2 separate regions of the Homo sapiens genome follow, and region 2 is linked to region 1. A link is a contact called in ENCODE Hi-C or POLR2A ChIA-PET data. All regions are on one chromosome and are shown on one strand. Each heading gives the region's core, a stretch centred on a gene start or an enhancer-like site at or near the end of the contact. The rest is flanking DNA. Distances are from core to core; before and after follow the strand shown.

Region 1 (2,783 bases), core at 101-2,600:
CTGCTTTCCTTCTTCCCAAACCCCTCCCCCAACTACTTTATGGATTAAGCATAAAAATGCCTATGGGCATCCACGTCCTGAATCTGACTCCTTGTAGTGCTGAGCACAGATTTTTAGGAAGAGAGACCAGGCACCCCTTATAGAAAGAGCTTTTTGATCAAGAGCCATCAGGCAGCGCGTGGAGGGCCTCACCTAGTTCTTCCTCCTGGGCTTGGGCATGCTCTCCTCCCTGCTTGCCTCTGCTGAGGACTGTATTTCCTTGAATTCTGCCTACCTACTCCCAGCGGGGCTACAGGCGATTGTCTGCACCAGTCCTCACAGGAGGGTGCTCCCTGCCTTTTGGCAGTCAGTGCTATTTCTCTGAGCTAGGTAGCCTGCTCTAAATCTTACTAGGTTTACAAAGAGAATCCTCCATCCCACCTCTTTCTAGAAGAGGACTCTGAGACATTAATTGCGGTGAAGGCATGGGCCCTTGTTCACAAAGGGTGCCAGTAAGTCCTGGAGGAGTCCCTGCCCTGGTTTCTGGTTTATTCTTAAATCTTCGAAATCATCCAGTCCCTTCTCACTTTAAATTCAAAAGCACAGAGTGCTAAGCACTCAGGACCTCTCTTTTTGACTTGTTGGCTTTTCCTGGCAGAGATATTTAAGAGCAATTTCACACAATTGGCTGAATGTTTCCTCTCCATTCTCCCCACAAGTGTCTTTCAAGGAGAAGTGAAAACCCTGTGTTAAATGGCATCCTGGAGCTGGGAGAGCATCAGCTGCCTTGGCCCCAGGTCATGGACAGAGCTTATAAACTAACAAGCGCTGAAAGCAACTGTGAAGGCCATGGCCTCAAAGAGCCACTGATGCTGAGCCTGGGACTGACACGGGCCCATGCTGGGGCCAGTTACCATGGCCAGCCTTAAGTTTTCTGGATACTGGAGGCTTTGCAGAAATGATGCATTGAACTCAAACTTCCCGGTGCCAACTGGGACAACACAAACATAGGCCAGCTATTTATGTAGTTTTCCAGAGGCATCTGGGAGAGCAGTAGTCTGGAGGGCTCTGGAATTGTCTCCTCTCTGTTAACTGTGACGATGACTGGGCTGTCCTAGATGTAACATGCCCCCCACTGCACTCCCTGTGGCCGTCGCTCTTCTGCTCTCATGCTGTTGTAAATAAAAGCAACCGTTTAGGGAGCATTGGCTCTGTGCTAGGTACTTCATATGCATTATCTCAAGTCATAACAGCTGGAGAGCTATTCCTCTCACCCCTATTTTGCATAGAGAGGCCAAATGGTTGACCCAGTACAACCGCACAGAGTTCATACCCAGGTTGGCAAGAGTCCCACCTGATGGTGTTCCTGCACCCAGGATCCCACGTTGTGTTGTCTTTCCTGGAAGTCAGAGTCAGGTCATTATCCTGAGTGACAAGGAGGTTGCTTAGTAACCTAAACCAATCGAAAAGCATGAACTATGGCTTGACAGATGACTCGGTAAATTGTTTCCAGTCCTGGGCATGTGCAGTTCTGGACATTCCCAGAACTCATGGAACTACTTGGAAAGAAGGTGGTGAGAGGGAATGAGAGCCAAAAGAGAGATAAAGTGCTGGGACTATATGTAGACAAGAGTTGTCTACATAAATATGAAGGCTTTAAATTACACTTGCCTCGTGATTTCCCCTTCTATTGCTGCCTCTGTCTGAGGTTTCAGCCACAGCAGCAGAGCTTCACCAGCTGCTTATGCGTCAGAAAGGGCAGTGCTTGGGGCTTCTCCCCACTGACCAGGCACCCAGACCAGAACAAATGGTCCAGCCAGTGGGATTTATATTCAACATCATTATTATAGGTTACTATTTTTGACATGTATTTTGATTGGTGGCTTTACTTGTGATTTCAGGAGAACTGGTTATCAGTAGTGCCATCCTGCTCAAATATCTTCAAATACACACCACCATCCATGTGTGGGTTGATTAAGGAGCTGACGTTCATTAGATCTGCAGTCTCCTGACCTGATGTGCATCAGAATCACTGGGAGAACAAACAAACAAAAATGAATCCAAAACAAGCAACGAACAGACAGATTCTCAAGTCTTGCCAAGTCCAAAGATTGATTTGGTGGAGAAATTGTACTTTGAAAGCTGCCCAGGTAATAATTCTGGCATATAGCCAGGTTTGTAAAATCTTGAATGAACTGTCTTGGGCAAACAAAGGAATTCTAGTTTTTTATCTGCCAGCTTTTAAAAATTTCCCATCTTTGAAAGGAAAGTGTTACATTAATCACAAACTCCCATGGTCAAGGTGATAGCAAAACAACACTGTATTCTGGTTGGAACCTTGGAACATTCAGACCTTGGAGAGAACAAGCAAAACATTTTCATAATTATGATGTCATGTGGGTTGAAAGCAGAGTCTTGATTTGGGTTCCGCTGCTGCCCATAAACAGCTGGGTGGGAATTTGGGTCAATCCCTTCACTTCTCTATAGCTCCCTTTCCTCATCCCCAAAATGAGATGCTTGTTTGATTTCAGAGTTTCCTGCTAGGTCTACAATTCTGTGATTAGCATCTCTGCTCTCTGGAATATTCTTTTATGTCCGGTGACTTAAATCAGATTATCAAATATTTATTGAACACCTGCTATGTGTCCAGAAACTGAAATTATTTGAAAAATTGGATCTGTGGGGGAAAGAAGGGGCTGAGAAGGGACAAATACTAGTAAAGAGAAATGGATGGAGCTCAACAACTAAGAATTTTTGAACTCTAATAAATGTTTCTACTTTCTCGCTTAGAGCCATTATGTGTG
Region 2 (2,700 bases), core at 122-2,621, 140 kb before region 1:
CTCCTTTCCTGGGGATGAGGGACCAACTCCAGGGCTCCCTGATGTCCGCTTTGATGACTTCACATACAACGTGTGGCTCTAGTGACTCCACAACCACTAAGCCGTTTCACCAACAATGCCCAGACGGACCATTCTTAGCCATTCCCCCCTACTGTCTCTTGTCTCTGTTTCTCCCTCTTCTCTTACCTCCCACAAAATAGCCTTTGCCATCTTAGTTTCTCCCGAGGCTAATTTCACCGAACTTTTTGCTGGCCAGTGAGAATTAACTTCAGTTAATCAGTTAAAGAGATTATTCAGCTAAAAGGTAAACAGGGGAGGGTATTTCTAGTTAATTAGTGAGAAAGAAGTTAAAAAGTTTAAAGGACTCCTTGATTTGTAGTATGTTGTAACTGGGGAGCTGGAATCGGTGTTACTTCTGTAGGTGCTGACACAAAATCAGTGGGGGTGAGGCCGAGGTACCTGGATTGTCAGTGGCCTCCCACACCGCCCTGTGATTCTGATGCACCCCAAAGTCTGAGAACTGTTGCCCTGACCCAATTACTCCCACAGCCCCAGAGCACGGCAGGGGTCCTTGTACAGGGCCCTAGTTCCCTTGCAATCTCTTTGCCTTTTAGTTTTAAAACTAGCTATTCATCGCTGGTTAGTTAACTGTTATGCATTTCTACAGGACTGCATTGTTAGGAGCCTCGACTTGGCTTCTCCACAACCACATTCAACATTGGCCTTCCAAACCCACTCCACTCCTGTGCTGTCTATTGCAGGCCTGTGCCCTCACCATGCGCCCGGTCCGGTCTGGAAACCCGAGTCTCTGTGTTTCCGTCCCCTCTGGCTTGGTCCTCAAGCCTCTGCATCTTCCCTGGGTCATTCAAGTCTTCCAGGTGATGCCTATATTGTTAGTCTCTACAGTCTGGCCTTACAGCATCGTCAGAGCTGCCCTAAGGCCCAGGTGGAGTTGTGGGTCCTCTCTCCGCTGCCTCCCTGAGTTCTGACTCTTGGTGTGTTCAGGGACTTCCTGCCTCCGCACCTCCCACCCCATGCTTTGGCCACAGCACAGACTCTTCTGATTCCGTAGCTATGCTTCTGCTTTTCCCTCCACCTGGCTGCTCTGGTCATAGAAATTCTACCCCTCACTTAAGAACACCCCCAGAAGTCACCTCTGTGAAGCCTTCTTTGGTTCTTCTAAAATAAGTGAGTTGCTCCATCCTCTGTGTCTGCCAGCACTTTCTCTGCTCCTCTGGACTTCATTGGTCGGGGGTGGGGGGTGCTACTGTTGGTCTTGCAGCCACCCTGGATTGTGACCTCGCAGAGGTCAAGGGCTGTGCTGACGCCCCCCATGTCTGCGTGTTGACAGCAGACTTACTGGGGACACGCTGTAGAGCTCCGATGATGGCTGTTGGCCGAATGGATGAATGGCTTCATTAACTTCACTGCAACACGCAGGAGTCCTTGATCTCCCCCCTTGAAAGGTATTGGGGGTTTCCCTAGACACTGCCACTTCAAAGCCATACAGAAAAAATTAGAGCTAAAAGAGGCAACATTGTTTATTTCTCAAGAAGATGCTTTGGTGTTCCTTCCTGCAGCTGTGAGAGGCCTCCTGTTTGACCTTGACGTTTCCCTGTCAGGCTACACAGCGGTTAAAGGCAGGGCCCCGGAGGGTGTGCCACGGTGCCCAGAGAGGGAGGGGTAGTGGGCGCTGCCCTCCAGACTGCGTCCCCAGTCTGGGAGAAAGGGGCACTCGTCCTGACTGGATTGCCCAGACGGGCACCCCTTTCCTAACTTGCCTGCCCAGAAAGACATGTGTAATTCCTCCACCCGGAGGGAATGATTTCTGCTAACTCACAGAGAGGCTTTGACTTGTCACTCTGCCTTCTAGAAGTGACCACATGTTTTTTTTGCTCTCGGCAAGGGGGTGCCCTTGGCTGCTCTCCGGTGTGGGAGTCTTCCCCTTAATCCTTGCTCCTGGACGTTTGCATTTTCACAACGACCCTTTGTGGCAGGTGGGTCCCTGCCTTCTTCAGATGACCTTGAATAACACTGTCCTCTGCACTTCTGGCCGCCACGGAAGAGGCATGACTGCTGTGAGTCTGGGGCCTTGGAACCATTTTAGACCAAGGCAGGAAAAATAAACAGATGGGCGAGGTAGGTGGCTGCCCTTGAATTCTCACTCTCATTATGCACCCATTACTGGTGGCCAGTTGAGTAAGCATTTAGGACTTGGCTTTGCCATTTGTCAGCTGATTAAACAATAGAGCTTTACTGAGCAGCTCCCATGGGCTCGTGTCACTATACCTATTTTACAGAGGGAGAAACTGAGTTTCAACAAAGAAATTGCACCGAACCCAGAACTAAACAGGACCGGGCTGCCAGAGGGTGCTTTTCTGTGCTGAATCATGGGACCTTCTTGCTGACCAGAGCAGAGAAGAAAAGTCTCCTGTGGTCGGTGGAGTTTTTACTTTTTGGATTTTCTCCCCTATGACTGATCTCAGTCCTTGCCTGGCCACTCCTGCCTGTCCTACAAACACCGAAAACCACTGTCCTTTTCTCAGCCGTCATTTAGCAGTCGGGAAGCGTGTGTCCTGACGTATGGGCTGCAGTCAAGGCGGGGGCCCTGACAAACAGGATTCATTCACCAGGCCCTGGCCTGCCAGCTCCCTCACGGGCGTCACATGGGGCCGAATGAAAAGAGCAGGGGGTGCCCGC

Evidence for each region. Hi-C counts contacts between places; a loop is a spot of excess contacts on that map. ChIA-PET counts read pairs that join two places held with the same protein, here RNA polymerase II (POLR2A). Pooled maps may share reads with other maps.
Region 2: a map of right lobe of liver shows a loop between it and region 1 (3-fold over the local background). The contact joins the promoter of LINC00598 here to the enhancer-like site in region 1. A Hi-C loop is called at or near these places in 1 of 168 maps with a recorded cell type or tissue (right lobe of liver) and 4 of 50 pooled maps. POLR2A ChIA-PET finds 5 or more read pairs at or near these places in 1 of 52 experiments (WTC11).

Annotation. Positions count from the first base shown.
Region 1 is chr13:40,343,303-40,346,085 of GRCh38, reverse strand. No RefSeq gene overlaps it. Among named protein-coding and RNA genes, the nearest start is that of LINC00548, 120 kb to the right of the region's middle. Within about 2 kb of position 1,350, at least 4 of the 41 ENCODE cell types and tissues checked have a DNase peak (open chromatin) inside an H3K27ac peak, as active enhancers do; they include right lobe of liver, where a contact is called at or near this core.
Region 2 is chr13:40,479,675-40,482,374 of GRCh38, reverse strand. LINC00598 (long intergenic non-protein coding RNA 598) reads left to right here and starts at 1,371. Exons shown (of 7, transcript NR_024507.3): 1 at 1,371-1,466.